Linked DNA regions of Homo sapiens: all the other regions are linked to region 5. The links are chromatin loops, found by intact Hi-C in ENCODE. Cell type or tissue: IMR-90. All regions are shown on one strand. Links, peaks and the distances in the headings refer to the core of each region. The heading gives the core; the rest is flanking DNA.

Region 1 (5,952 bases), core at 262-5,261, 120 kb after region 5:
CCAATCCTTCTCTCTCCAGGCAGCTTTCTCAGATAACTCTAATTTGATGTTTCCACTTGCTCTTGAATAGCTCCCACCCGGTCGGTGTCCAGCCACAGCTCCTGCCCTTGCCCATACTCTATGTTACACTATTCCCTAATTATTGCAGGATATCTTTATCTTGTGTCTTCAATGAAGCTGGGATGCCCTTGAAGGCAAGGGCACATCTCTACCTTCTCTTGTACCTATCTAGCTCAGCTAGGCATGTCACAGGTGTTCAGTAATTACTTGTTGATTACTTCTTTACTTTCCAGAACTGTTTTTCAGATTATACTCAGTGTGGATGAAGAAGGAAAACCCCAGGTATCTTGCTGGATTCTAGTGTTTTAGGAGCGGAAAACAGATCCAAAGGCCAGGTTGTCATTGAAAAAAAAAATTCTCTGGCTTGAACTGAATTTGAAATCTACCTGCTAACAGGATTTTTCAGATAGAGCTCAACTGTGGATCCTCTTTGTGTGGCTGAATCAGTCTTATATTCAGATTTATCATTTGTATATTGGAGATACTTACACCGAATATACCCACCTGAGAGGTAGCACAGCACTGTGCCGAACTCTGGTAGAAGGTTGCTGAGGTATGAAGTCCTGCTCCACCAGTTTACAAATGATCTGGCTGGGGACTATTACTGAACATTTCCAGGTCTTGGTTTCTCCATCTTTAAAATGGGTATGATGATGACGATGATTCTTACCTCTTAGGGTCATAAGATGATTTTATGAGTTAATTCATATGCAACGTTTAGAATGAAGCCCAGCATATAATGGATTGTACATTAATGCTATTATCAATCTTACATAAGTTTTGATTTAAAAATGAGTGTAGAGTACCCATAACAGTAATTATCGCTTAATGTATGTTAGCTGCCATTCTCTCATGATGAACAAGCAAGTACTACCTATTTTAAATTATTAAAAACGACAGACATTTGTTGTTAAATACACATTTTTAAAATTATTAAAAACAACAGAGAAAAAGAAGCACTCATTCTCATTCTCACAAATTAATTTGTCTATACTGAGCCTGATCCCAATCTATAAAGAATCTGCAGGAAGAAAGGAAATCAAAATCCTGAAACTAAGAAAGGAGAGCCCTTTCCCTTACTTCGTATCAGAGAGTAGAACATTTCTGAAAATTCACAGAAAGCTTTTTTTAGAACAGACCATTCAATTCTGAAAAGAAAGTTCTTAAAATTGTCTATAGTGTATCCCTGAGCATCCTGAAGATTTTAAATAAGTTGTCACAGCAGCTTCACCCAGAGGCTGTTTCATCAAACCACAAAGTGACACTCCCAGCCCCCAAGTGTCCTGTGGAGAGCAGAAAGATGGCAGCTGGAGAGCTCACCCAGCAGGAATCGTTGCCCGCATCTGCTGCACTCCTTAGAATTCCTGGAGAGAAACATACCATACTCCTGGCATGCTTCTGATGCAAAGGTGGGGATTCTAAGCTGCTATAGTTTTTTGGACTTCTTTCTACCTTAAAGGCAAGGAATCTCTGTTGTTAAGTTCATAAAGATCCACCCCCGGACCCCAACCCCGCAAAAAAAAAGAATATATTTTCAGGGGATATATTTCAGGGCATGTTATTCATACAGATGAAAAGAAAGGTGATTCCACCATGTAGCTTAAAAGGTATGTGATATTTCTGCGCAAATTGTCAAAAAAATATGATGTTACCCAAAACATTATTTATAAGAAGTGATGGCTGTGGAAATAATAATAATAATAATAATAATAATAATAATAAAGCCTAAGACATAATTTTGAGAAAATTGAAGGCTAAGGCTGAGAAATAAATTCTTACTGGGATTATGCTAGTGTATCGGAACTGCTTCTATGACTCTATGACTCCTGAAGCCTGAGAGCTTCAGGCAACAGAGGCCAGAGGCTCAGAACAACACTTGGGGACCTTTCTTTATGAAAGTGAAATCTACCTCCAGGGAGCCTCTTTCTCACCTCCCATTCACTCTCTATCTTTAGCAATCAGACTGTGGAATTCTGACTCACTGAGGTTACCTACAACATCCCAGTGGCCAAATCCAAAGGCCTCTTTTCCCATTGTTATGTTACTAGATTCTGTCCAGCATTTTTCATCATTGACACCTCTTTCCCCTGTCTTTGCTTGGGCTGATATAACAAATATACCATTGACTGGGTGATTTAAACAAGAAATTTATTTCACAAAGTTCTGGAGACTGCCAAGTCCAAGATCAGGGTATTGGCAGATCCAGTGTCTGGTGAGGGCCCCCTTCCTGGTTTGCAGATGTCTGTCTTCTTGTTTTATCCTCACAAAGGGGAGAGTAGAAAGAGAGGAAGCAAGCTCTTGTGCGTCTCTTCTTATAAAGGTACTAATCCCATCGATGAGGGCTCCACCCTCAGAACCTAATTATCTCCCCAAGGACCCACTCCAAATATCATCACAATGGAGATTAAGCTTCAACACATGAATTTGGTGGGAGCGCAAACATTCAGTCCACAGCAAAACCTAATCTCTCTCTCCACAGCTCCCATGTCTGTCCTGGTTCTCCTCCTCCCCTTATGCCTGGCTCCTTTCAGCCTTTTTCTTTGGTCTTCCCTTTTCTCTTTTTCCTCTAAAAATAGGCTTCTTTTGGGTTGCAACTCTCACCTTTATCTGCTACCTCCCAGACCACCCCATCCCAGGCTTGATTCTTAATTCCTGGACATCTGCAGCTGGATATCCCACAGGTAAATTGACAGGCACACATTAAATTCATCTTCAACCTCTCACACCCTCCTCAAATGTGCTACTGCTATGATATTCTCTTTTTTGGTCTTTGGAAATATTGTGCTTGGCAATGGCTTTGCTGAATGTACCCCCTGGTGGCCGAGAGAAGGAATCACTGCAGCCACACTTTACAAAAATTTTTCCACCCGGGGCTTCTTTGCATCATGAGGTCATTGTCAAAGAAGCCAGAACAAAGAGACCCCAACTGCTTTCATCCCTTCTTATGAAAATGAATTTTCATTCCCGACTCTCTCTATTATTCTGTGTCCTATGTGTCCGAAAATTTATAAAAATAAAAATAAAAAATAAAGGATTTGACTTTTCTCCTGATAAATCAAAATGGCAAAATGGCAAACTATAAAAGTTTCCCCACCTCATCTTCTGCCTGCTCTCCTCACCACTGTATTTTCCACATGGAACAAGATGTCACTTATATATGCCAATGGATGTCATGGACAAACAAGGAACAGGGAAAGCCCAGAACTTCTCAATGCTCATTGGCACTAGAACATAGTAGTATACTTGCTATTTTTCAGAGGTGGGATCTTGTGAATGAGACCACAATTTGGCACAGAAAGTAGTCATTGCCACTGAATTATTCACTCGAGATGAGAATTTATTCTGGTGACTGGAAATATTCCAGTGTTGCTTTGAGCAAAAGGAACAGTGACCACATCCCATGAAGCTCCATGTGATGGCTTTTTTGATATGTCAGCTTAGCTAGGTGACAATCCACAGTTATTAAATCAGACACTAATCTAATTGTTGCTGTAAAGAAATTTTGCAGCAGTAATTAAAATTCCTAATCATTTGACTCTAGGTAAAGAAGATCATCTTGAATAATCTGGGTGAACCTGACTTGATTAGTTTGAAGGCCCTTAAAAGCAGGGCTGAGGCTTCCCCAAAAGAGAGAAGAAATTCTGCCTGTGAGGAACAACTTCAGCCCATGCTGTGGATTCCGGTGTTTCTATGATTTTCCCTTTCTGAGCACCTGGCCTGTAGATTTACCTGCTTAGTCAGCCCCCACAATTGTGTAAGCCAATTCTGGTGTATCCGTTTGCTAGGGTTGCCATGACAAAGTACCACAAACTAGGTGGCTTAGAACAACAGAAATTTATTGTCTCATAGTTCTGGAGGCTAGAAGTCCAAGATCAACGTGTCAGCAGGGATGGCTCTGTCTGAGGGCTGTGACGAGGAGTCTGCCCCAAGCCTCTCCTCTAGCTTCTGGTGGTTTACTGACAGTCACTGGTGCCCCTTGGCCTGTAGATAATGTATTGCCCCAACCTCTGCCTTCATCATTACACGATATTCTCCCTGTGTGTGTATGTCTCTCTGCTTCCAATTTTCTCCTTTTAATAAGGACACTAGTCATACTGGATTAGGGCCCAGGCTAATAACCTCATTTTAACTGATTAACTCTGTAACAACCCTATCTCTAAATAAGGTCACATTCTGGGGTACTGGAGGTTAGGACTCTAGTATATTTTGGAGGAAGATGGAATTAAATCCATATCACCTGCTTCTCCGGTTGAACCCTGGATTATACTCTGTGTGTATCAATTGGTCCCCAAAACAGCTTACCAGAAACATTGGTTTCTCCATTTGGCACATCTCATGTCTCCAGAAACATTGATTCATCCTCTGATATGGAGATGTTTAAATCTGGGTATACTGGGTATAAGTATGATACAATTACTCAGTTTCCACAAAGACAGCCAGGGTTGGAGATTTATCAGAAAATGATTTATGAAGCTATTGTTAGAATTCTGGGGCACCTCAGCCAGCTAGACTCTATAGGTATTTCAAATGAGGAGTGGGGCATTTTAACTATAACCTGGCTTTGCCATCTGCAGCTGCTTAATACCTAAAAAGAATGAACAACTTGGAAAGCAGATAATTGGCTTTGTGGGGTTTGGAAAGAAGAATCATGGGTATGAGAATGTGTAAGGAAGCTGGTTAGGTAGTTCGAATGTCCAGGGCCTGGAACTGGTGAAGATATTTCATGTTTCTATGTCTCTGTTATGTACTGCACACTTGCTTGTGGCCAAGTGTATCTTATCTGATTTAATCCTCACTACATTCTTATTAGGGATGCATTGTTTTCCCTTAGTAGGGTTGAAAAAAATGAGTCTGAGGTGACTCTTAAGATTACACATCTAGTAATGATTGGCCATCAGGATTCAGACATACAGTCACTCGTTCTTTGTGAACTCCCTATACGTGAATTCACCTACTCACTAAAAATTATTTATAGCTCCAAAAGTGATACTCATGTTGTCCTCAGGATCATTCATAGGCATGTGAAGAGTGACAAAAAATACATGTTGTTAGACACACGTTTCCACACGAGGTAAAACAAGGCAATATTTTGCCTTCTTGCTTCAGCCGTCATCCTATAAACAAATGTCCTTTTCATGGTCTATTTAGTGGCACTTTTTTTTCATTTCTGTTCTTTTTATTGGTGACCTCAACCTTTAAAATGGCCCCAAGCATAGTGCTGAAGTGCCGTCTAGTGTTCCTAAGTGCAAAACTCTGTGGTGTGCCTCACATAGAAAACACACGTGTTAGATAAGCTTTGTTCAGACATGAGTCATAGTGCTGTTGGCCATGAATTTAATGGCCGTGAATTCATTGTAATGAACCAGCAATATATATTAAATAACATATCTTTAAACAGAAACACACATAAAACAAGTTTATGTACTGATCAGCTGATGAAAATGTACCTTGAAGGCACCTAACCTTGTACATTTCCTAGGAGGGATGGCTGAGTATTCTCTTATTCAGTGTCCATGGTGACTTGATAGGATGTAATTACTGCAGATAGTGAGAATCGACTGTCTCTGTGTTGGGCTCTAAAGACCTCTAATTCACATCACAAGGATTAGAACTGGGAACCAAAGAGTTGGTAACTCTATCTTCTTACCTGCTTTAGGAATGAAGGAGACTGTAGCCTGAAAGCCCCTGCAGGTCCCGTTTTCATCTGATTGGAAGCTGATGAGCATGATGCTGGAGGGGCTCAGCACAGGGGTGGGGACATCATAGCCACACAGCCGAGCTTGTTGAAGGCCAGCCCAGGCATGACATTGTCAAGCACCCAGCAGATAGCCATGGCATTGGAGAGAAGAAAAAAAGAAAATCATCCTTCAGGTAATTGTTGAGAAATACGCT
Region 2 (5,952 bases), core at 299-5,298, 94 kb after region 5:
CAAAGTCATTCTCCATCCAGCTTTGTTCTGTTGTTGGTGAGGAGCTGCATTCCTTTGGAGGAGGAGAGGCGCTCTGCTTTTTAGAGTTTCCAGTTTTTCTGTTCTGTTTTTTCCCCATCTTTGTGGTTTTATCTACTTTTGGTCTTTGATGATGGTGATGTACAGATGGGTTTTTGGTGTGGATGTCCTTTCTGTTTGTTAGTTTTCCTTCTAACAGACAGGACCCTCAGCTGCAGGTCTGTTGGAATACCCTGCTGTGTGAGGTGTCGGTGTGCCCCTGCTGGGGGGTGCCTCCCAGTTAGGCTGCTCAGGGGTCAGTGGTCAGGGACCCACTTGAGGAGGCAGTCTGCCCGTTCTCAGATCTGCAGCTGCGAGCTGGGAGAACCACTGCTCTCTTCAAAGCTGTCAGACAGGGACATTTAAGTCTGTAGAAGTTACTTCTGTCTTTTTGTTTGTCTGTTCCCTGCCCCCAGAGGTGGAGCCTACAGAGGCAGGCAGGCCTCCTTGAGCTGTGGTGGGCTCCACCCAGTTCGAGCTTCCCGGCTGCTTTGTTTACCTAAGCAAGCCTGGGTAATGGCGGGCGCCCCTCCCCCAGCCTCGCTGCTGCCTTGCAGTTTGATCTCAGACTGCTGTGCTAGCAATCAGCGAGACTCCCTGGGCGTATGACCCTCCCAGCCAGGTGCGGGATATAATCTCATGGTGCGCCGTTTTTTAAGCCCGTCGGAAAAGCGCAGTATTCTGGTGGGAGTGACCCGATTTTCCAGGTGCGTCCGTCACCCCTTTCTTTGACTCGGAAAGGGAACTCCCTGACCCCTTGTGCTTCCCAAGTGAGGCAATGCCTTGCCCTGCTTCGGCTCGCACACGGTGCGCGCACCCACTGACCTACACCCACTGTCTGGCACTCCCTAGTGAGATGAACCCGGTACCTCAGATGGAAATGCAGAAATCACCGTCTTCTGCGTCGCTCACGCTGGGAGCTGTAGACCGGAGCTGTTCCTATTCGGCCGTCTTGGCTCCTCCCTTGCATGTTGTCATTCTTAATGGGGGTTTGGGGAAGGAGTCTGAATAGGTTCCATGGAAGAGATGACACTTGAATTTGGAAACATGAATCATATTTTCCCAGGTATGCCGGAGAGGAAGGGCATTCCAGGTAGACAGACTTGAAACAGCCCAGTACAACCTAGGGATTGCCAAAAGTTGGTAGGCTAGAGCAGGGTTTCCTGGCCTCTGTGCTGCTGTCACTTTGGGCTGCGTAATACTCTGTGATGGAAATACTCTGTGATGGAGGCTCTCCTGTGGGTTTTAAGATGTTTAGCAGCATCCTTGGTCTCTACCCTCTAAATGCTAATAGAGGGTAGATGCACCCCTTCTGTAGCTGACAACCAACATGTCTTTGGACTTTGTTATCTGTTCCCTGAGCAGCAAAATCACCCTCAGTTGAGAACCAGTAGGTGAGAGAATGGGGTCGGAGTTGGGGGCCCAGGGAAAGAAAAATCTGATAAAGTCGGCAGGAGCAAACCAAGAAGGGCCTTGGGAGCCAGGCCCTGGAGTGTGTCCTGGAGAGATGGGGGTGGCCAGAGTGGGGTCTCCCTTGAAAGCAGTGAAGGATCCCCAAGGAGACAGTGAACAGGGGGATGGGTGAGGTTGGCTGTCCCTCCCCCCCACCCCGACAGACCCTCGTTTGGGTTTCATGATACAAAGGATTTAAGGCAGTTTCTGGAACCTGACTTTGAAAGTTGAGAAGTTTCTGTGTGTAACCACTCCTACCATGACCCCTAGTGCCATGGAGAGATTCTTGAGAGTTGATGTGACCCCACTTGGAGTTTTTTAGGAACTGCCCCGACACTTGCCAGTTGTGACCCCCATGGGCATGCAGAAGCCAACTCACAGGCCAGGCCACGGCCTCCTGACTGCCTAGCACGTCCCCCACAGAGCCACACTTCATGGGCTGTCTGCTTTGTACTTGAGTTTATTTCACAAAACCACGGAGAAAGATACTGAAATGGAGCTCTTTCCAGCCTCCAAGCAAGGAGGCCCCAGCAGCCAGTCTCCAGCCCCTTGAGCCCTTTTTGTTAGGCCCACACCCAAAAGAGGAGAACCAGTGTGTGCGCGAAGGTACATGGCAAGGCACTTTTGAAAACATCCCAGTTTACCGTGGTGAAATTGAACTTACTCTGAAACAGATGAAAAGGGACATGCAAAATTGCTGAGCACGTGGAGGTGTTAGTAGGTGAAAATCATGTCCTGGGTATAACCCAGCTTCTCCAGGTTAGGGTGAGCCGCCGTCTGGATTAGTGGTGGCGGGCCACACACCAGGATGAGCGTGGACTTCGCTGGAGGAGGAAGGTGCTCCTTGATCATGTCGGCAGTAACGAAGCCTGAGCTGTACTTCCAGCCTGAAATGAAGGAGATGCAGGAGCAAGCTGAGCGATGCCAGGTGGAGTTCCTGATCCCAGGCCGCCTGCACACCCACCCTCAGCCAGGGAGGAGGTGACAAGCTGCTCTACAAAGGCTTAGAAGTCTGTACTACTGCTCCCTGCAAAAAGCCTCAGAACTAGTAAACAGCCCTCTGCAGCAATCACCCCAGGTCCCAGGCTCACTGCAGGGACCCTGAAGCCCTGCTGCTGTCTGTCAGCTGTCAGCATTGACGAGGAAGGAGAACACAACGAGGTATACCGAGGTGTGTGAATCAGTACAGCCAGCTGGAGTTGTCCGGCAGGGTGTGGCCTGGTGTTAGTGGAACTGCGCAGAATTGCTCAGTAGGGTAGCGCCCTCTGCCGACCAGGGACCTGTATGACAAGCAGGTACAGCCGGGAGCAGTGTGAGAGGCGCGCCTGTGGGGTGCTCTGTGCACAGTGGTTGCTGGGATGCTGTCTGGGCTGCAGCAGCTGTCTGGGGGCTCAGCATGTCCAGGTGAGGTGGGCGGTAAGGGGTGTGGTGGCCGTAAGCAGAAGGGTGAGTGGTGAAGGGGTCAGTGCCCATATTAGATGTGTATGTGATGGCTGTGTGGAATGGGTGGGTGTTCACAGTGGACAGGGGCAGTGTCCCTTTTGATGTTCAGTGCAGCGTGAGGTGCTGCTGATGTATTAGACACCTGCTCTCGATTGCCCTTAAAAGCAGGCCATCCCAAATCCTTTCTCCCTCAATTTCTCACATTTCCCATCTGGAGCCAGAGCCCCAGGCTTAACCCCCACATCTGGTCCTACAAAACTAAAACAAAACAAAGAGACAGAGACCAGTCCTCAAAGTGGTCAAGGGTTGGTGCTGACCCATGGTGAGTGAGGGCAATGGATGTCGTACCAATGGGAGGCCTGTCCAGGGTGTACCACAGGTTGAACTGGTCTGGGTGAGTCCTGGCAATTTCTTCAAGCTCTTTTCTGACCAAGATATCCTCCTCTGTCTAGAAAAGAAGCAACACTGAAAAAGCCCCTCCAGGGCCATCCTCTTGTTCCCTGGACTGACTACACCGGTCAGCATACTCCTGGCCAAAGCTGCCACCACTCCAGCTGGAGTGCTCGCTGCCAACTCCCACGGCAAACAAGAGTTCTGCTGCTGCTCCTGAAGCTCAAACCCTTTGTTTTGTGGATGAAGTTCCTCCATGTGGATGAAGAACCTCCATGGGATGTAGGTTCCCATGGAGCTGCAGTGACCGCCTCCAACTAGAAGGACCTTAGCCAAGCGCTGGCCAGGATGGCTTCACTCGGAGCTCCAGCCCTGCCTCCTACATCTACACTGAGCTCTAGCACAGCAAACCTAACTGGAACAAGCTCAGTGCAGGCCCAGGATCTTCTGGAAGAAATGTAATGGGCTCAGAAAGTCCTGTGATAGAACAGCACTGGATATGTGAAGGAGAGGAAAACAGTCTGGAGCCCCATTTGGGGGAAAGGGAACCAAAGCCAAAAATAACCTGTCACAGCCTCAAAGATAACTGCACAGAAGACCTGGATCTTAAAACTCCTCATGATTCTCATCCCAGTCATTCCACTTCTGGGATTCTGTTTTAGAAAATAATCTAAAAGTAATCAAGCGTAGGCACAATTATTCATCACCATATTATTTAGAACTGAAAACAGCCTGAATGTGGAAGTTAGTAAATTATAGTGCAACTTGATAAAAACTATGATGAAAATATTTATAAAGCATCTTAAAGAGAAGAAAATGCCTGTTGTGGTAATGCTGAGTGAAAAAAAAAAAGCATATATAAATTACAAATATATAACATATATAGAAAAAAGATTTAAAAAGTAAGTAAATATTTATATTCTGTATTTTCTGAAGTGTCCACTGAGGACATCTGTGATTTTACACTTAGCAAAAATACAGCAGTACATCTTAAGGAAAAAAGGAATGCTTAGTGCTTAGGGCTGGCTGAGGAGACACAAAAGAGTTAAATACATGCAAAAAGCAGGCCTGGACTCAGCTTCTCCAGCTGCCAGCAGCCCTGTTGATCCCACTAAGCCCTCCCACAGATGCAGGCACCCAAGCAGCATGAGCTCAGTCAATGCAGGAGAAATGAAAACAAGAGCCCAGCTCAGCAAACATTCCATCCTACCACTGCAAGCTCAGCAGGAACTGACCTGGTTGGCAAAGATGAGGGACATCCTGGTCCTGTCACTGGGGTCCTTGGTGATGTGGCGAATGAGCTGCAACATGGGTGTGATGCCTGGAACACAGTGAGCGAGCAGCCAGCTTTCTCCCTGTCTCTGAAGCCCACAGTCCCTGACCTGCAGCAAGCTTCATACCTTCCCCCAGCCCAAGTTATCCTTTTCTCACTTCTGTCCCCAAAACTCAAAGCAGGAAACAGCCCTTCATTTTGGTTTTCCTTTCTAATGCAACAGTAAGTCAGGTAGTCTTTCTCATTTTCATATGGCAAGATGGAAAGAACACTCTAAGTTCTTCAGTGTCCTCATTCATCAAACAATGACGGGTAAATGTGATCGTTTTAAGAATGCCTATTACAGTGCCTGGCACATTGTATGTCTCCTTCAAAGACTGCTCTCTTTCTTCAGGCAGTCATTTTCAAGGGATGGGGAGAGTCAGGCTTGAACTGGATCTAGGAGCCCCTGGGACAGCATGGGTGGGCCTGCCCAGCTTGCCCCCAAGCCTGACCTGAAAGGTCCCCACAAGGCTCCTGAGCAGCCACCATATTGGTTAGGGGAAGCAGGGTACACAGGGTCAGTTTCAAGACCTGTCACTGGTTCATCGTTCCCACCTTCTACAGCTGGAGGCGAAATCTCTCATGTTGTCCCTTAGAGGATCAAATGACTCCCAAGTCAGAATGGGTCTCGGGGCTCACTCTCTGGATGGAGCCCCTAGAAGCCTCTTACCTGTGCCCCCAGCAATCATTCCCAGGTGATCGGCCAGTGTTTTTTTAGGCTCACTCGTCTGGTCTGGTCTGATTCCAAGATTCCCTGGAAACACAGAGAATGCTTATGACCTCTGCAGTTCTTGCCTAAAGAGACTGCAAAAGATCACTGACATTCCTTAGGACTCCCAGGAGGCACGTCCAGCTAAGGGACTGTCTGCACCATTTTAAGCTGGAGAAGCAGGCCAGGGCAGTCTCCTCAGCTAGCCCTGGTGCTCCAGTGCACAAAGTGGGAATAGAGCCTGGGCTTGGTCGGGGAATCGCCGGGCCTTCTGTTCTGAGGAAAAAGAGGGGCAAGCTGAAGTTAACACAGAGACTCAAAGAGCATTCTCACTCACGGAGGTGAACCAGTGAGTAAACAATGGCTATGTGAGTAACCAAGGAGCATGGACTCCCTCCATCCATTTTTCAGTATTAGCAGGCACCATTTATGTATCAGGCATTGTGCTGGAGATTTTGATACAATGACGAGGAAACACCAAGTCATTCCCCTACCTTACAAAAGCTGACAACCTCATGAAGTGGGTGTGTGAATGTGTAACAAGTGTGATCATTATGCATTGTGTGTGAATGAATGAAGACTAAGG
Region 3 (5,952 bases), core at 408-5,407, 85 kb after region 5:
GTAACACCACGTCACCGCTGTCTGATGGCCTGGGCACGGCCTGATGACTCCATTCCATTGTAGCACTCTGATTCTGTACCAGATGGAGGCTATGCTAAGATTTGCTTCTTAAACTACCAGCAGCCTCAGGCATGGTCTGTTGCCACAGGCCACTGCCTCCTGGGAGGTGAGAGATGTGGGGACAAGCTTGCCAGCTGGCAATGCTGCTGATAGATCCTGGTACCCAGGTCCACTGGATGACAAGTGCTCATTCAGGCTGATGCCTGGCCACTGGAGTTGTAGAGCCAGTCAGGGCAGGCTTTGTCCCTTGTTTCTTATGTTGCGGTACAGGGATCTCTGCATGTGCCTGTTTTCAAAACCTGCATGGAACTGTTGTGCCACTGATTCTCTGCACCCTCAAGTAAGTCCTGTTCCCTTTGTGGGCTTGTTTTCCTACCTATAAAACAAGGGAGGGGTTACACTTGGTGCCCTCCAAATTTACAGAGGATGTTTCCAAATCTACAGTGTCTAAGTAGGTTTAGGGAAGGAGGAAGAGACCAGCATTACCTGAGAAGGAGGGGCAGGAGGGAGGCTCTTGAGTAGTGAGGAAGGATGCCCACCTATGTCAGGGCATTGGTGTCTGAGCTCCTGTTGCCTGGTAGCAGGAGTCTAGCATCCTGAAGGCCTTCATTCCTACTGCTCTCTGCTCCTGGAAATAGCTGGAACATTGAACACGTGCAGAAGGGCTGCTTCTGACAAGCTTGTGTCTTGCCTCTGTGTACCCTGAATGCCAGTTCCCAGTGGGGCCCCAGGAGAGGTATGCATGCAGTGTGGGACATTGATGCCTTTCCCCAGGAAACAGGAGCAGCATGTGCTCCACCCACCTGTCACTCCTCAGGGCCTGGCCCACTCCTTGCCTGTCCCTCCAGAGAAGCATGCCCTGGAGAAGCCAGGCTTGAGCACGACAGGACTTGCATGCCATCTCTCTGAATCACAAGCTGCATCCATGTGTGCTGACCAGGCTGCTGCCCATTTTACAGATGGCACCTTCGGAAGGTACCGTGACGCAGATAGGGCTCCTCTCCCAAGACATTCACCGCCTTACGGTAGGACTCTGACCCTCTCCCCACAGTCAGACTGGTGCCAGGGAGGCCCAGTGAGTTTGGTGTGGTGTGGTGTGGTATGCACAAGGCCTGGGGGACGGCGAAGAATGGTGCTTAGTGCTGGGGTCACAGCCTGAGCCTGAGCCAGCCACGAGGCAGAAAGCAGCCCAGGGGCCTTCTCTGTTGGCCTGTTACTGGACCTTGAGCCCCTAAGGGCAGTGGGGAGGCTCATCGGCTGTTAGCCAAAGCCAGCTAAAGCACACTAGATCTCAGGTCCTCTTCCCAGGCTTAGAGATGAGGAAACCAAGATGCTCAGCAACTCTAGATCACCTGTCTCATCAGCCTAGAGCCCAGGCTGCATCCTGTCCTAGTGGACACTTCCACCCTCTGCCCAGAGACATATGCATTTCCTATCGTGCCTCTGACTTTGTGGGTATCACAGAGTGTTGACAGGCTTGTGAGCACATCCTGGCACGCCCGAAAGGACAAACCATATCATGGGGAAGCAGTTTGGCCTCGAAAAGCAGCTTTGGAGTGAGGCTGAAGTCCCTGCTCTGACTTCACTAGCTCTGTGACCTTGGATGTCATTCTCTCCTGAGCTTTGGCTTAGTTATCTGTAAAGCAGGGCTAATGACATCCTCCTTGCCAGGCTTATAGGCAGACTAGAGCTGGCAGGAAAAGGCCAGCCACAGAGCACAGGATTTGTTTTTGAGGATCCATCACTCCCAAGGCCTTTTAGTTCTTGGACATTCCATCACTGAGCCTATTGGCTATAGTGTCTGTCCCCATCGAGGCCCCTGTCCCTGTACTTTGCTTGCTTGTCTAGCAAGGCCCATTGGGATGACAGGACAAGGACAGGGACACACGACTCTCCTTGTTTTCAAGGACAAAACAGGAAAGTCTCCCTGACTCCAAACAGGATCAGTTTTACTCAACGTTTTTATTTATTGGCCCACCCATGAAAGGAATCTGCCCACACTTGCCCTTATGATCTAGGCCTTTGGTGGCCTGAAAATAGAAAATTTATTTCTAAGATGAACAATTTATTTTTATCTTAATAGTGTTGTTTATTCTGACCCAATACTCAGGGTTTCTTGGGACACTATAAACTTATAGTGCACCTGTGTCAGATGCAGCCCTCACCCAGTGCCCTCTAGTTCCGGTGCAGCTGCCGCAGGGCAGCCTGGACCAAAACTCTATTAAACTGACCCTTCGGCTGTGTCCTTTTCAGACAATGCTGAGCCAGGACCAGCTGCTGAATGACTCTCGCCTGCCTGCCCCCAACTCTGATGACTGGAGATGACTTTCTTCGTGGCTGAGAGCGTAGGGAGGCATGTGTGGGGGCCCCGGAGCCTTTGCTTCTGTGGGGAGCGGGCACACAGCCCCCTCTGCAAGCCCAGTCCGGGCTGGCAGGGTGTCTCAGACAGGCTGCTGACAGGCATGAAGCAGAGCTGTGGGACAGGTGTCCAGGGGTGGCCCCAGGGTCCATGTGTGTCTTCAACCATGCTGCGCTCTTCACCGCAGGCTTCATACCTTTTGTACTTTTATACGTGGACTGCAGACCACTTTGTGGGAGGGCAGTGACATATCAGCACACAGACTCGATGGCTCGTGATATTCCTGGTGACAGCCTGGAGGCTCTCACACTCGAGGGGAAGAGCTGTTAGTTCATAAAACCTGCTGGAAAAAAAGTTCCGAAAAACTGTTTTGAATGTTCTGTAGAGACTGTGTTTTGTGAAATGGTCACCAGGAGGTCCCTCCGGGGCTGCTTCACAGAACGTGCTTTTTCCATTCTTGGGACTGTGGCTGGGCAAGGCAGGTGTTTAGGGTATGAGCGGGTAAAGCAACGAGGCTCCTTACCCACAGCACTGCCTGACTCTATCTCCCGTCATCTGCAAGGGGTATCTGTGCGACTCCCAGCTTGGAGCAGAGGCGTCCCCAACACGTGCACACCCTGCCTTCTGCCTCCACCCAAGCTGACACACAGCCTCCTCCCAGGCCTTGCCCTTGGAGCAGCTCAGGCGTAATGTCTGATTAAATAGCTCCCCCAAGTGGAAGGCCCTTGAGCACCTCAAGCTCCGTGTTTCCACCCCAACTCACCAACTTCCCAAACATGTCTGTTTCCTCTCCACTCTTTAGTCCTTCCTCCCTCCAGGCGTCTGCTCAGGCCCTTCCCTCACTAGGGAATGCATTTTTCTCCTAGTCCCCTTCATGAGGGAAAATCCTGTCTCTCAAGGCACGGCAAAGAGACCATCTCTCAGGAAGCCTTCCCGCATGATCCAGTTACAGGTAGCTCTCCCACAGTGCCGTGTCTGCCCTTGAGCCAGAGCACAGCTCACCTTGAAGTTTCTTGTCGTCTTACCATACCCGTCCTCACCACAAACTTGGAGCACCTGCTCTGCACTGGCTCCTGTAGACAGTCCTCCAGTTGCCAAGGAGATCTGTGCTCCTAAGTTCCTCATCCACCCACTCCTTCGCATGTGTGTGTTAAGAACCTTCCATGCCAGGGCTAGAGATACAGGCATGAATGCCAAGGTCCCTGCCTAAAGGTGCTTACAGTGTAGTGGAGTACAGACCAGTTTCAAACAAGACTCTGCCAAAGGTTACAGATGCTCCAATATTAGTTTCTGCAGCCTAAAAGAGCATGTTGTCATTTTTTTTTTATTATACTTTAAGTTTTAGGGTACATGTGCACATTGTGCAGGTTAGTTACATATGTATACATGTGCCATGCTGGTGCACTGCACCCACTAACTCGTCATCTAGCATTAGGTATATCTCCAGGTGCTATCCCTCCCCCCTCCCCCCACCCCACAACAGTCCCCAGAGTGTGATATTCCCCTTCCTGTGTCCATGTGATCTCATTGTTCAATTCCCACCTATGAGTGAGAATATGCGGTGTTTGGTTTTTTGTTCTTGCGATAGTTTACTGAGAATGATGATTTCCAATTTCATCCATGTCCCTACAAAGGACATGAACTCATCATTTTTTATGGCTGCATAGTATTCCATGGTGTATATGTGCCACATTTTCTTAATCCAGTCTATCATTGATGGACATTTGGGTTGGTTCCAAGTCTTTGCTATTGTGAATAATGCTGCAATAAACATACGTGTGCATGTGTCTTTATAGCAGCATGATTTATAGTCCTTTGGGTATATACCCAGTAATGGGATGGCTGGGTCAAATGGTATTTCCAGTTCTAGATCCCTGAGGAATCGCCACACTGACTTCCACAATGGTTGAACTAGTTTACAGTCCCACCAACAGTGTAAAAGTGTTCCTATTTCTCCACATCCTCTCCAGCACCTGTTGTTTCCTGACTTTTTAATGATTGCCATTCTAACTGGTGTGAGATGGTATCTCATTGTGGTTTTGATTTGCATTTCTCTGATGGCCAGTGATGATGAGCATTTTTTCATGTGTTTTTTGGCTGCATAAATGTCTTCTTTTGAGAAGTGTCTGTTCATGTCCTTTGCCCACTTTTTGATGGGGTTGTTTTTTTCTTGTAAATTTGTTGGAGTTCATTGTAGATTCTGGATATTAGCCCTTTGTCAGATGAGTAGGTTGCGAAAATTTTCTCCCATTTTGTAGGTTGCCTGTTCACTCTGATGGTAGTTTCCTTTTGCTGTGCAGAAGCTCTTTAGTTTAATTAGATCCCATTTGTCAATTTTGTCTTTTGTTGCCATTGCTTTTGGTGTTTTAGACATGAAGTCCTTGCCCATGCCTATGTCCTGAATGGTAATGCCTAGGTTTTCTTCTAGGGTTTTTATGGTTTTAGGTCTAACCTTTAAGTCTTTAATCCATCTTGAATTGATTTTTGTATAAGGTGTAAGGAAGGGATCCAGTTTCAGCTTTCTACATATGGCTAGCCAGTTTTCCCAGCACCATTTATTAAATAGGGAATCCTTTCCCCATTGCTTGTTTTTCTCAGGTTTGTCAAAGATCAGATAGTTGTAGATATGTGGCGTTATTTCTGAGGGCTCTGTTGTTCTGTTCCATTGATCTATATCTCTGTTTTGGTACCAGTACCATGCTGTTTTGGTTACTGTAGCCTTGTAGTATAGTTTGAAGTCAGGTAGTGTGATGCCTCCAGCTTTGTTCTTTTGGCTTAGGATTGACTTGGCAATGTGGGCTCTTTTTTGGTTCCATATGAACTTTAAAGTAGTTTTTTCCAATTCTGTGAAGAAAGGCATTGGTAGCTTGATGGGGATGGCATTGAATCTGTAAATTACCTTGGGCAGTATGGCCATTTTGACGATATTGATTCTTCCTACCCATGAGCATGGAATGTTCTTCCATTTGTTTGTATCCTCTTTTATTTCCTTGAGCAGTGGTTTGTAGTTCTCCTTGAAGAGGTCCTTCACATCCCTTGTAAGTTGGATTCCTAGGTATTTTATTCTCTTTGAAGCAATTGTGAATGGGAATTCACTCATGATTTGGCTCTCTGTTTGTCTGTTGTTGGTATATAAGAATGCTTGTGATTTTTGTACATTGATTTTGTATCCTGAGACTTTGCTGAAGTTGCTTATCAGCTGAAGGAGATTTTGGGCTGAGACAATGGGGTTTTCTAGATATACAATCATGTCATCTGCAAACAGGGACAATTTGACTTCCTCTTTTCCTAATTGAATACCTTTTATTTCCTTCTCCTGCCTAATTGCCCTGGCCAGAACTTCCAACACTGTGTTGAATAGGAGTGGTGAGAGAGGGCATCCCTGTCTTGTGCCCGTTTTCAAAGGGAATGCTTCCAGTTTTTGCCCATTCAGTATGATATTGGCTGTGGGTTTGTCATAGATAGCTCTTATTATTTTGAAATACGTCCCATCAATACCTAATTTATTGAGAGTTTTTAGCATGAAGGGTTGT
Region 4 (5,952 bases), core at 318-5,317, 470 kb before region 5:
TTGATTCCTTCTTATCTGTTAGGGTTTAGAATTATTGCTCTCTGGCATAATTGGCTTAGACTCAATTTTGCCCCAGAAATAAAGTGCCTAGTGCAGTGCCTAGATTTTTAAAAAATGTAGCTGTTTTTATTGTTATTTACAGTTGACTCAGGCTTTGGGGCACCTAGAGAAATCTCTGAGTTGAAGAGTGTAGTAATTTAGAATAAGTAATATGTAATCTTGTAGACCTGAATTTAAATCCTGTGTCCACCATTCACCAACTGTGATCTTGGTCGGGTTACTTAATTACTCTTTGTGTTTTTTTCCCCTTACCTATAAAATAGGGTCAAGAATGCTCCCCTCATGAGATTGGTTGTCTATCTATCCATTTATTCATTGAATCTAATTTTTATTTATGTAGTACCCACCAAATGGCAAACGCTGTGCTAATATCACGCCAACTAAGGCAAACAGAAAAGCAGCACCAAGATCACAGTTAGTGAATGATCTTGGTCAGGTTGCTCTTTGTTTTTTTCCCTTATCTATAAAATAGGGACAAGAATGCAATCATACTTATTGGCCAGATTAATATTCATTAAGGACGATTCACAGAGACAGTGGAGTAGTACTTGCTAGTTGCCCAGATGCATTCTGTGGGAATACACAGAGATTTAGCATGACTGGACTTCAGCTTTGGGAGAGGAACTCCCACATTTGGGCTGTGGGGCTTTTGAGTTGCATAATATAGGAGATTCCAGCCCCTACCCTGGAATAATTAGGGGTTAGGATATAATAGCAATATGTCATGGCAGAAATAGCTATAACCCTGTCACTTCAGTGCTCGTGGTTGTGGATTTGCAGGAGTTGAGGACTTGATAATAACATCAGTCTGCCCTAGACAGGTTGACAATGGGTCACTGAACCTTGCAGTCAACAGCTGGAGAAGGGAGAGACAGTAGAATATAAATGGGGCTGAGAAGAACATGTTTTTTGTGAATAATACTTTTATCTAAGGTGGTAAAGGGCTGGAGTCAAAGTCTTGTAATTGAAGCTGTATGGCAGCAAAGCAAACTAGAGGCAGGACTTGCTACATCAGCATTCAAGATTGAGAATGTACTAACATTATAGCTGCAGGGGTAACTGTGGCCCAGGCTGTGCAGCTGACCATGATTGACTGCATTAAAAATGGGCTAAAAGCAGCTTTCAGTGAAATTTGCAGAAGGCCAATCCTTTCCAGGATGCCAATCTACTGAGGATTAGTTTTGGATAAATTAATCCTTGTCTCTTAGCTAAGCAATGGAGACATATTGGTGAGCCAAAGTAGACATTGTTAATCCTCACATGGAACAGTGTTCAAAAGGTAAGATAGACTGGTTAAATTGTCATACAAAAAGCAACATTTTAACCATGACAAGCACTATGAAAGAGAGATACATAGCACTATGAGACATGTTTTTAAAAGCTTGATGTAGTATAACAGGGATCCCCAACTCCTGGGCCAGGAACTGGGCTGCACAGCAGGAGCTGAGTGGTGGACGAGCTGGCAAAGCTTCATCTGTATTTACAGCCGCTCCCATCACTTGCATTACCACCTGAGTTCCACCTCCTTTGAGATCAGCAGCAGCATTAGATTCTTACAGGAGCATGAGCCCTATTGTGAACTGCACATGTGAGGGACCTAGGTTGCATGCTCCTTATGAGAGTCTAATAGTTGATGATCTGTCACTGTCTCCCATCACCTCCAGTTGGGACCATCTAGTTGCAGGAAAACAAGCCCAGGGCCTCCACTGATTCTACTTATGGTGAGTTGTATAATTAATTCATTATGTATTACAATGTAATAATAGTAGAAATAAAGTGCACAATAAATGTAATGTGCTTGAATCATCATAAAACTATCTCCCCCGACTCCCTGGTCCCTGGAAAAGTTGTCTTCCACAAAATTGGTCCCTGGTGCCAAAAAGCTTGGGGACCACTATATATAGGACACCTAGAGAATGCATCCTTAAGTGATAATTGAACTAAGATGTGAAGGATGTATAAGAGCTAAATTTCTGTGAAAATTAAATGAGATAATATATAAAAAAGCATGTAGCACATAGTAACCCTCAGTGAATGAAGACTGATTTTCTTATACCTATTCTCTTTTGACATCAAGGTAGTTTTCGCTGGGAGTTTGTGCTATATAAATAAAGGTGAAGGAATGCAGGTGAATTACTAACAGACACTAATTTAAGAGAGCATATCTTGAGGTTGATTACCAGGAGAGGGGAAATGAGAAACACAGAATGTGAATCAACAAATAGGAGAGGCAAATAATGTGAGATCAGTTCAAGGTCAAACTAGTAAGAAAAAAACAGATGAAATGAAGAAGTTGGGAAAAAGACAAGTATTGGCTGGATTAATGCCCTGGGAGTAACTACTGATACCCCCTTTAAAGTCTCAGAGCCAAGTTCACAGATAAAGTAGCTTTTAAAGGTATCAGGGTTGTTTGAATCTGAGATGAATCAGACCCTCTTTATCCTTCAGGCACTCATAGTTTAGTGTGGGTAACATTTTTCTGCATAAACTACCTAAAATGCAAAACAGAGCAAGAAATGTTATCAAATAGGCATGGGCAATGTGCTAAGCAAACCAATTAATTCTGATGAGGAGGCTTTCCAGAGGTGGTAAAATTTCAAGATATTCCATGAAACAGGGAAACTCCTCTTTCATTTGTGTATGTTATCCACTTTAAATACAGCTAGGTTCATTTGTTTCTATTTGTAATTAATTTTAGGAGTGTCTTCATCTTGTTGATTTTATATCCCATCTCTGCTAATTTACATGGAAACTATTGAAACTTCTGAAGATGGGAGTGATTATCTGAGCTGCAGTTTGGCACCTGAGAGATGGACCGAAGAGAAAGGTTGGAGGGAGAGAGCCATCTAAACATACTAAGGCTTGCATTTTTATTTGTATTTAAAATTGCCCTAGTTGATTAAGAAGCTGAGTGGAGGAAAGCATGCTTCCTGACACGGAACAGAAGTTACCATATGATAACAGTCCACTAGATGTCACTAAAAGCTCAAGGATTGGTGCTTTATGTTTCCTTTCTTGAACCTGCCCCTTGGAACTTGAACTCTAGGGTCTGTGGATTTAGGCTAGGTGCTGCTTATGCTTTTAACTGGAAATCCCCATATAATCAGGTACTGCAAGTTATGTACAGTTGAAAAGACCAGAAGTATATCCAAGTATATATAAGCATTCAAATTGGTGGGAAAAGTAATTCAATAACTGATGCTGATTTAATTGGCTAACCACTTTGGAAAAAAGTCCTAATGATTTTGATCATTATACACCAAAATGAGTTCTAGGTGGATTAACTTTTTTTAGGTAGGATTTTAACTTTTTTTTTTAAGTGTGGTAAAATACATATGACAAAATTTACCATCTTAGCCATTTTTAAGTGTACAAGTTTAGTGGCATTAAGTACATTCACATGGTTATGCTGCCATCACCACCATCCATCCATAGAACTCTTTTCAACTTGCAAAATTGTGGATTAATTTTTTTTTTTTAATTGAGATGGAGTTTCGCTCTGTCACCCAGGCTGGAGTGCAGTGGTGTGATCTCGGCTCACTGCAACCTCCGCCTCCCGGGTTCAACCAATTCTCCTGCCTCAGTCTCCTGAGTAGCTGGGATTATAGGCATGTGCCACCACACCTGGCTAATTTTTGTATTTTTAGCAGGGACGGGGTTTATCATGTTGGTCAGGCTGGTGATCCGCCTGCCTCGGCCTCCCAAAGTGCTGGAGATTACAGGAGTGAGCCACTGTGCTCAGCCAGATTAACTTTTTAAATGTAAAAATAGAAACAACAAAAAGTTTAGAAGAAGATCTATTTGTGTTTTTATATAATTGAGTTTTGGAAAATTTTTCTAAGCCCAACAGTAAAGGAGGTATCAAAAGTTATATATTGATAAATTTTATTACCTAAAGATTAAAATTTTGTTTACATCTAAATGCCTCAAAGTTTATTCATTTATTATATATATGAATAATTTATCATATATTCATTATGATGTGGTTATAGGACTTGCTGGTTTTCAGCTATGGAGCTGCTGTCAGTTCCTAGGGACCTCCCACAATTCCTTGCCATGTGCTCCTCTCACATGTCCTTTTACAATATGGCAGTTTATTTCTTTTATGCCATAGCATAAAAGCTCAGATCTCTCTTTTATGATATCAATCTAAGTAGCTCAGTTCTCACCCTAAAGTTTTAGGAAAAATTAATAAATAAGGAGTATTCACTCTCTAATAAGCATGCATATTATAGAAAAATATGTAATGAGAAGCAGAAATACATTAAAAATTAGTGTATAGATTACTTAACAAAGATAAAGCCCACACAACATCTAGTTTCATCCAATATGTTAATACCTTTTTATAACTCCCTCTTTGTACTTCCTCCATGGAAAAGATACATGGGTAGGACATGAGGACATCCTGGATATTTGGTATGGCGTTCTTTGCTGGGTACTGACTATTTTTAATTATTTTGACCATTAGCTTCCTTACAGTTAGCATATTATCACTTAACTTGACAGTTGTTTTGAATTAAGAAATCTCACAATCAATCTTGAATTGGAACTGATATGTGTGCTTTTAAAAACAAAATCTATAGTGTTGTTTGGTATCAAATCCAGAGTTAAGCTCAGCTTTGTCAGAATGTTGGGGCATACTTCCTTCACAATGGCTGCTTTCTAGTGGCAGTTGTCAGGGTATAACTTGAGGTTAAACCATTCTCAGTGTTCCATTCCCTGGTTTAATCATGCCCTTACCTGAATCCTTCAACTACCTCACAGGCAGCAATTCATTGACTCCTATCTGGTATGAGATTGTAAACTGAAAGATGTCCTGATTTCCCCGTTACAAGATGATATTGTCTTCTGTTTTATCCATCAGCTATCTTTATCAGTAACACCAGAAAATTATATATAATATGATTTTATCTCTAGTCTCAAATTTGTGCTGATGAACTTAATCATCATAATGTTCTTATTTTCATTTGTGTTTTGTCTTATTATGTGGCCACAAATACATAGACAGTGTATGTGGTTTTAGCCTTCCATTGTATCTGGAAATTTAATTGTTATAAGCCTTTTCTTGTAGACCTTATTCTGTATTTGTATGAGATTCTAAACCTTCTACAGTGGCTACAATTTTGTTGGTCCCTATCAAAATCAGAGATCTGGGAAAACAAACCATAATGTTTATATTTTCCATTAGGGGAAACGTTCTTGGGAAAGTAATCACTCTGGGTATTTAGACAGCCTGGAAATGCAGTTCCACTTTTCAGATGCTTACTGGTTTCCACGAAAATGTTCATTCCATGAAAATGTTCCGTTGAGGCGGAATGAAGGGGCTCGTGACAGGGAACCACTGTGTGCTTGGCGTTGTCCTCAGCCTTCTGTTCACTCATTTAGTATAGACCAGTATATACTACTGGCTGAGCATGGTTCTGAAGGGTAGAAATGCAAATATGAGACACTAATTATGATCTCTATCTTTGAGGATTTATTTCTCAGCCTTGTGAGGAAGAAAAACACTAACTAGAAATTGCAATCCAACTCACATATGAGTACAAATGAAAACACTTCATCCTGGAAGCAGAAAATACGCTTCTGCTTTGGAATAGAAGCAAAATTGAAGACTAGAAGTGAACCTGAAAAGAAGGCAGAAGTGAAGTAGGATCTGCATAAACTGTTACATGTTTTCTCTTTTATGTCCAGTTAAATATTTTTGACAGTAGAACTGCAAAAATACTTAACATTGAATTGAAGAATTTCTTTGTAGAAGTGTTGAAGAAACACCATTTCTCTGATTTAAGGAAGTCATAAATATATTTGAATGTTTGATATTCTAAAATTGTTTAGTAATATTAGTTTTCACTAAATGGATTTTATGACCTCAGTCATAACACTGCTTTATTT
Region 5 (5,952 bases), core at 343-5,342:
TTAATGGGGATACCCTCTGGGGCCTCAGTGGGGCAAGGAACAAAGGGCTTGGATTCCCTTGGTCTAGGAGCAGTATTTCCTCTGGAAAGTTGGTGAATGAGGACCTTGTATAGAGGGTGTCTTGGGGTCTAAGATGGGCTGGGACCTGGCCTGCAGAGGAAGCATCAGGGAGGCTGTCCTGCCTGTGGTGCAGCAGAGCAGTGTTACCCTCAGGAGATGGGAAGGTAGTCCTTTACAACTGGAAGACACAGCCAAGCTCAGGGTCAGTGCTCATGGAGGATGAAGCTGAGGCCCTGGCTGGAAGGCTGAGGCAGCTCTTTTGTGATGGGAACAGAGCTGAGTTCTAGAAAAGGGGCAGCCTCCTCCTTCTCTGTTTACTATGGTGAAATGTAGGATGATGCCCTCGGGAGGGTGTGGTTATTTCAGTTCAGGAGCCCCAGAACCCCACAGGTGGTCCTGAAGCCCAGAAAGGGAAGCAGTGCTCATCAGTGGCCCTGGCATATGCTGGCATGTAATCATCAGTGGCCCTGGCATGTGGTACCTGGCCCAGGCAAGAAGGACCCGGTACAACTGTGACCACTTCCAGGATTTTGGCTGTGCCTTGAGTGGGGCTTTCCCATGGTCTGAAAGGGGTGTCTCTACCCCTCCACACCTGCTTGGCTTGGCTGGTGGTTAGTGGCATAGATCTTTGGCTAGGTTGGGTGGTGGAAACCTTAGACAGGATAGCCAGTCAGATTCAGATGGGCTCTACAGGGCTGGGGATAGCCAGTTAGCTGGGAGGAGTAGACCTAGGCTGATACACAGTGTTGATTCGTGTCCCAGGTCTTTGGGTGACGCCCAGAAGATACCAGAGCCAGCAGAGTCTCCATATGAAGTAGCCATGGGTGCTTCTCTAACAGTATGTTATGTACACCCTTCATCTCCTACCAGCCAGCCAGTCTGTTCTGCTGTTTAATACATTGGGTATGGGCCAAGGAGATTCTTGGTGAAGTTTCAAGATGAAGCCAGAGAAAGGGCAGGCAAACCCAGCAGCAAAGTGAAGGCAAGTCAAGGAAGAGCTCAGGCTCCAGGGTGAGGGGTGGTGCTTGGCAGAGAACCCACAGAAGGGCTGTATGTACTCTAGGCCCTGTTTGGAACTGGGGTACATGGAGTAGGCTTGGCCATCCAATAGGAACCCAGGCTTTTCTTTGCAAGGTCTCAAGAGTCCTGGTCAGTGTGCTTGAGCAGGTGAAAGCAGATTGAACCAGGGTGAGGGAGTATGGAAGGTAGGAAGGAGTTAAAAGGCCAGGGTTCTACCCTGGCTCTACCACTCATGAGCCTCTTCTTCACTTCTGTGGGACTCAGTTTCCCTACTGGAAATGACAGCTGAGTTTGAAAGTGTCTGCAAGATCTGGCCAAGCATTCCAATTCTGCAGTTTGTTCTGGGGGCTATATGGAGTGGTCTCTTTGTAAGCACCAGCCTTTGCCTCCCTCAGTCTTGACCTCTTGGGTTCCAAAGTGTGGAGACAGGTTAGGAACCTCTCAGTTTACTGCTGCCCTTATGTTAGAGCTTGATGGAGGCCCACATCTCAACAGTGGAGAGGCAAATCTGTTTACCATATTGAAAAACCTGAAGAGTTGCTCTCCTGAATGAGCAGCCTCTGCTGGCCCCAGCTGGGATAAGTGCTCACCTCTGATAGCCCAGCAGTCAGTTCAGGTGCCCTCAGTTACCTTTTTAACTAGTTTCCCAAGAAACAAAGAAACCCAGACCCAGGCTGGGGAGCACAGCCACCCCCCCTTCTCAGCTCCAAACCACCTTGTCACAGATGGCGGTTTCTTCAGCTCCCAGCTCCTCAAACAAAGCCCATACATTCCTGCCAGATTCAGCTTGCAATCTTTCATTCTGTCCAAGAAGCAAATCTGTTTACCATATTGAAAAGCTAGAGGAGTTGCAAAAAAAAAAGTGGAGAGAAAAAGCTGTTTTATGAATTATAAAATGTGAGCTTGAATTTTTTTACCATGGGATTCATTTCTGTATCTCCAGAATGGAAAACAAAAGATAGTCAGGATACGTGTGTGTTGAACATTTCAATTTTGAAAAGTTACAGAAGGAGTTTTGTAGGTAAACCTTTTCCTCTGGATCTTAGAGGAGGGAAAATTTGGTGCTTATTTTTCAAGAAAAAAAGTAGAGCCTGTGTGAGCCGATTTCCAGCATGTTTTCTTACCTCCCCTGTGACAGGTGTGAACTTGAGTGAGAGATGAGAAAGGAGTAGGTGTGTCCGTGCTTTCTTTCTGCGCTCAGCTCCCAAGGGGCTCCTGGGCCGGGCTCAGGTGGCATCAGTGGTGGTTCTTTGTCCCTGTGCAGTGCTGGAAGAAGCCACTAGGTGGGAGTCAGGGACAAATGCTGGGAAGTGAAATCCCAAAGAATGAGGTCAGCATGGGCTTCATATGAGAAAACAGCTTTTAATTTTTCTTTTTCAGACAAAGATAACATAAGCACCTCTCATTATTGAAACTGCTTAACTGCACCTGGGTCAGCTGGCAAAGATAATTCTTTGCCATTTTCCTTAGAAACAGTGGACAAAGGGCAGTCAAGAGAGGGCTCCACTGTTTAGGGTGGGGGAGAAGAGACAGGGCTGGTCCTGGGATCATAGACCTGACCTTCCCCTGTGGATGTGGGGAGACCTCTCCAGACTTCTTGACTGCAGTGCCTTCTGCTGGGGTGCTAGTAGGTTGGCCCCTTCCATTCCTGCAGGCATTTCCTAGCCCACAGTTTATGTCACGCCCTGCCCTAGAGAAGCTTCCTGTCCCCTGGGGGATTTTGAATGCCCTTTTCCTGACACAGCAGCCAAGACTGGGGGCCTTCAGCCACTGCAAATTTAGCAGTTTCAATTTTCCTGGATCTTGATCCCTGCCCCCCAAAGTAAATTTACCCTACTAAATTCTAGCAATCCGGCTCCTTTCAGACCTGACCTAAAGAGACTATTTCAGCCTCTAAGAACCAATGTTTATAAATGACCAAGAATGTGCAAACACTGGTGAAAGAGCAAATAAATCCTTCCCCACTATATTTCCTGCTTCAGGCCCAGGGGCCGTGGTGGACAGTGTTGCCAGGTTAGCATAACTTGAGGTCTGAGCACGTAGACACCCACTTACCCTCCACCTACAAAAGAAAATCCTGCCAGAGATACACTACCAAGAGCCTTCTGCCCTTTCAGATACCTGCTAGTGGGCAGGCAGGCTCCAGGGAATTTATGCTTCTAGGCAAGTTTGTTTAGTAATCTATGTTTCGAAGAATGTTTTGTTTGTTTTGTTTTGTTTTGTTTTTTGAGACGGAGTTTTACTCTTATTGCCCAGGCTGGAGTGCAATAGTGTGATATTGGCTCACTGCAATCTCCACCTCCCAGGTTCAAGCAATTCTCCTGCCCCAGCCTCCCGATTAGCTGGGATTGCAGTTGTGCACCACCACACCCGGCTAATTTTTGTATTTTTCGTAGAGACGGTGTTTCACCAGGTTGACGAGGCTGATCTTGAACTCCTGACCTCAGGTGATCTGCCCACCTCAGCCTCCGAAAGTGCTGGGAATACAGGCATGAGCCACCATACCTGGCCTTGAGGAACTTTTGAAAGCGGTTTCCTAACTTCTTACTCCTCCAAGTGTTGTCCTGGGACCAGTAGTACGAGCATCACCTGGGAGCTTGTCAGCAGTGCACAACAGCAGGCCCCATACCCAATCTACTGAACCAGAATCTGCATTTTTACTAGAACCCCCTCAGGTCCAGGCAGTTCATTCTGGATGGGGAAGCACTGTCCTAACCCAGGGATTAGCAAACCATGGCCCACAGTTAGCCCACTGCATATTTCTTACACTCATCAGCTAAGAATGATTTTTACATTTTTCAAGACTGAAGAAAAATCACAAGAATGTTTTGAGATGGGAAAATAATATAAAATTCACATTTTGGTGTCCATAAATAAAGTTTTACTAGTACACAGCCACACACTGGTTTAGGTATTGGCTGTGGCTGCTTTTGCACTGCAAATAGGAGAGTTGAGTATGAGATAGACTACATGGCCCACCAAACCCAAATATTTGCCATCTGGCGCTTTACAGGAAAAGTCTGCCGACCTTTGTACTGATCTATTTTGGAGGTGCATTCTCCATGCATGTGTTCTGTGGAGGCTTGAGCTGCAGTGGCCAGGACTTCCTCCACAGCACTCTTCACTCCCTTCCCCCGCCTCCCCTTCTCAGCGGGCCCACTGTGCACCATGTCTGTTGAAGGACACAAGTTTACATCTGACTTATGAGGATTTATGAGGGAGTGTCCTGGCAGCTGCCACCTATGGCCCAGAGGTGAAGGCTCAGGGCTGAGCGGAGCCCAGGATGCCTGTAGGTGATAGGTCAGTGGAACAGCACGTGACCATGAGATTCCTCTCAGTTTACAGTTCTGCCTGATAAGATGCTGCTGATTTCTGGTAGGCAGCAGGAGTAACACCTCAGGGGGCCTCAGCTCCTTTTTCAGCCATTCCCTCAAGTACTTGGAATTCCAGCCAGGTAGGTGGCAATCCTGGGGTTCTCTTCTAGACCCTAGGACAGGGGTGGAGCAAGCTACAGTGACTTTCCCCGGCAAACCTGACCACCCTGGCCTCTTAGCTGTGTTTTTACTCCCAGAATGCTCAGCCTCACAGTCTCCTGCCCTTTTCCCACAGCTGGCTGCTGCATGTTGCAGGCAGTAATGAATCTGTTTGTAGATGAGCAAAGTACTTCCAGGAAGGCCTTCGGGACTGTTAGGTCACTGTAGTGACCCGTATTTGTGTACCCTTTGTGCTTCCTGAGGACTTCTGTCTTCAGAGAGGGGTCCAGTGAGTCTGAGACACCACCTCACAGGAGCAGTATAATGGGAGCAGCAAGCCCAGGCCCCCGAGCTCCCAATAACAAGGGGAGCCTAGACCTTTGGGAGTAACTACCTCGGCCAATTAAAAGCTGGGCTTCTAGCCTTTTGGGAGTCATGGACTGTTCTGATAATCTGACAACTCTTTTTCAGATAAAGATTTATGAATACAAATAGTAGTACTTTCTATATATTTGACGAACATATTTAGGGGCTCATCTGATCCCTGGAATCCCATCTGTAAATCAAGTGAGGTGCCCTGGACAGGATGGACTTCTAGGGCAGTGGTGCAGCCATGGGTTTGCCTTGCCAGGCCAGTGTGATGAGGGAGCCACGACAGGGACCCAGCTGCCCCTGGGGGTGGGGTGAGTGAGCGAGGAGGTGCCTTAGCTTCTGAATCCATCCCATTTCACTCAGCCCTTCCCCTTTCCCTCCTGCCAACCTGCTCCTAGGTCTTTTGGGGTGTTAATTTGTGATTTTTGAGTTGAATTACAACGTAAGTAAAATGTACTTGGTGTTTAAGGAAAAACAAGGCTGAGATAAGACTTGCTACTTGAGAATGCCATAAAAATGTCAAGAATTTAGCTGCAGTTTATCTGGATTCTTCCCTCCCTTCCTCCCTTTTCTGTCCCTTTCTCTCCCCTACCCTGCACCCCCCACCTTTGTTCATCACACATTGAGTTGAGCTAACAGAGGAAATGGGCCCCGTCTTTTCCTTTTTGTGTCGAACATCTTTACCCTGGAGAAACGGACCTTCAAGTCTCTTTCCTTCACATAGAATTTTAGTCTTACTTTACCAGTCTTATCATTTGAGCCTTATTCTTTCATCCAAAAAATGTTTAAATTCGTACTGTGTGCTAAGAATTGTAGGCATGGAAGTAGGAGAAGTGAGTTGGAAATCAGACACACTTCTGACAGTCTGGTGCAATAGGAGTGGTCCAGTGTGACAAGGTCAGTGATGAAGTAGAGAGGGGAATTTAGGTGCTCAGGAAGGGATAGAAGAGGGACACCTGAGCCACAGCTCTATGTAAGCTGGGAGTGAGCAAGGCTGATGAGAGCAGCCACATTGGCCACCTTTCTC

The links. A loop is a pair of places that touch in the nucleus more often than their neighbours do. Peaks named below come from ENCODE experiments on the same cell type or tissue, not always from the same donor. Only the 100,000 strongest peaks of a DNase experiment are listed, where the experiment ranks them.
Region 1: a loop joins it to region 5, with 8 times the contacts of the local background. A loop is called at or near these places in 30 of 110 quality-filtered maps.
Region 2: it touches region 5 in a loop (7-fold over the local background); 90 of 110 quality-filtered maps call a loop at or near these places.
Region 3: a loop joins it to region 5, with 11 times the contacts of the local background. A loop is called at or near these places in 91 of 110 quality-filtered maps.
Region 4: a loop joins it to region 5, with 16 times the contacts of the local background. A loop is called at or near these places in 5 of 110 quality-filtered maps.

What each region holds. Positions count from the first base shown.
Region 1 is chr11:7,685,562-7,691,513 of GRCh38, forward strand. OVCH2 (ovochymase 2) reads right to left here. Exons shown (of 16, transcript NM_198185.7): 14 at 5,708-5,839; 15 at 4,363-4,452; 16 at 3,876-4,041. The coding sequence ends at 4,394. It overlaps LOC105376533 (a long non-coding RNA gene), which reads left to right. Exons shown (of 11, transcript XR_007062576.1): 3 at 5,717-5,931. Among named protein-coding and RNA genes, the nearest start is that of CYB5R2, 15 kb to the left of the region's middle. RefSeq lists an enhancer at 5,453-5,952. In IMR-90, for the core only: a CTCF peak has its summit at 2,864 (motif pointing left); no DNase peak of the experiment used is centred there; H3K27me3 peaks cover 415 bases.
Region 2 is chr11:7,663,151-7,669,102 of GRCh38, forward strand. It overlaps CYB5R2 (cytochrome b5 reductase 2), which reads right to left. Exons shown (of 9, transcript NM_016229.5): 6 at 5,328-5,411; 7 at 4,578-4,663; 8 at 3,301-3,400; 9 at 1,954-2,396. The coding sequence ends at 2,224. It also overlaps a transcript of PPFIBP2 not described here. Among named protein-coding and RNA genes, the nearest start is that of CYB5R2, 7.4 kb to the right of the region's middle. In IMR-90, for the core only: a CTCF peak has its summit at 2,763 (motif pointing left); no DNase peak of the experiment used is centred there.
Region 3 is chr11:7,654,414-7,660,365 of GRCh38, forward strand. It overlaps a transcript of PPFIBP2 not described here. Among named protein-coding and RNA genes, the nearest start is that of CYB5R2, 16 kb to the right of the region's middle. In IMR-90, for the core only: a CTCF peak has its summit at 3,136 (motif pointing left); a DNase peak (open chromatin) is centred at 3,118.
Region 4 is chr11:7,095,395-7,101,346 of GRCh38, forward strand. No RefSeq gene overlaps it. Among named protein-coding and RNA genes, the nearest start is that of RBMXL2, 9.4 kb to the left of the region's middle. In IMR-90, for the core only: a CTCF peak has its summit at 3,033 (motif pointing right); no DNase peak of the experiment used is centred there.
Region 5 is chr11:7,569,489-7,575,440 of GRCh38, forward strand. All of the region lies in intron 3 of PPFIBP2 (PPFIB scaffold protein 2), which reads left to right. It overlaps LOC105376535 (a long non-coding RNA gene), which reads right to left. Exons shown (of 4, transcript XR_007062579.1): 4 at 1-2,383. Among named protein-coding and RNA genes, the nearest start is that of PPFIBP2, 58 kb to the left of the region's middle. RefSeq lists enhancers at 4,383-5,207, 5,208-5,952. In IMR-90, for the core only: a CTCF peak has its summit at 2,363 (motif pointing right); a DNase peak (open chromatin) is centred at 2,393; H3K27ac peaks cover 1,827 bases; H3K27me3 peaks cover 423 bases.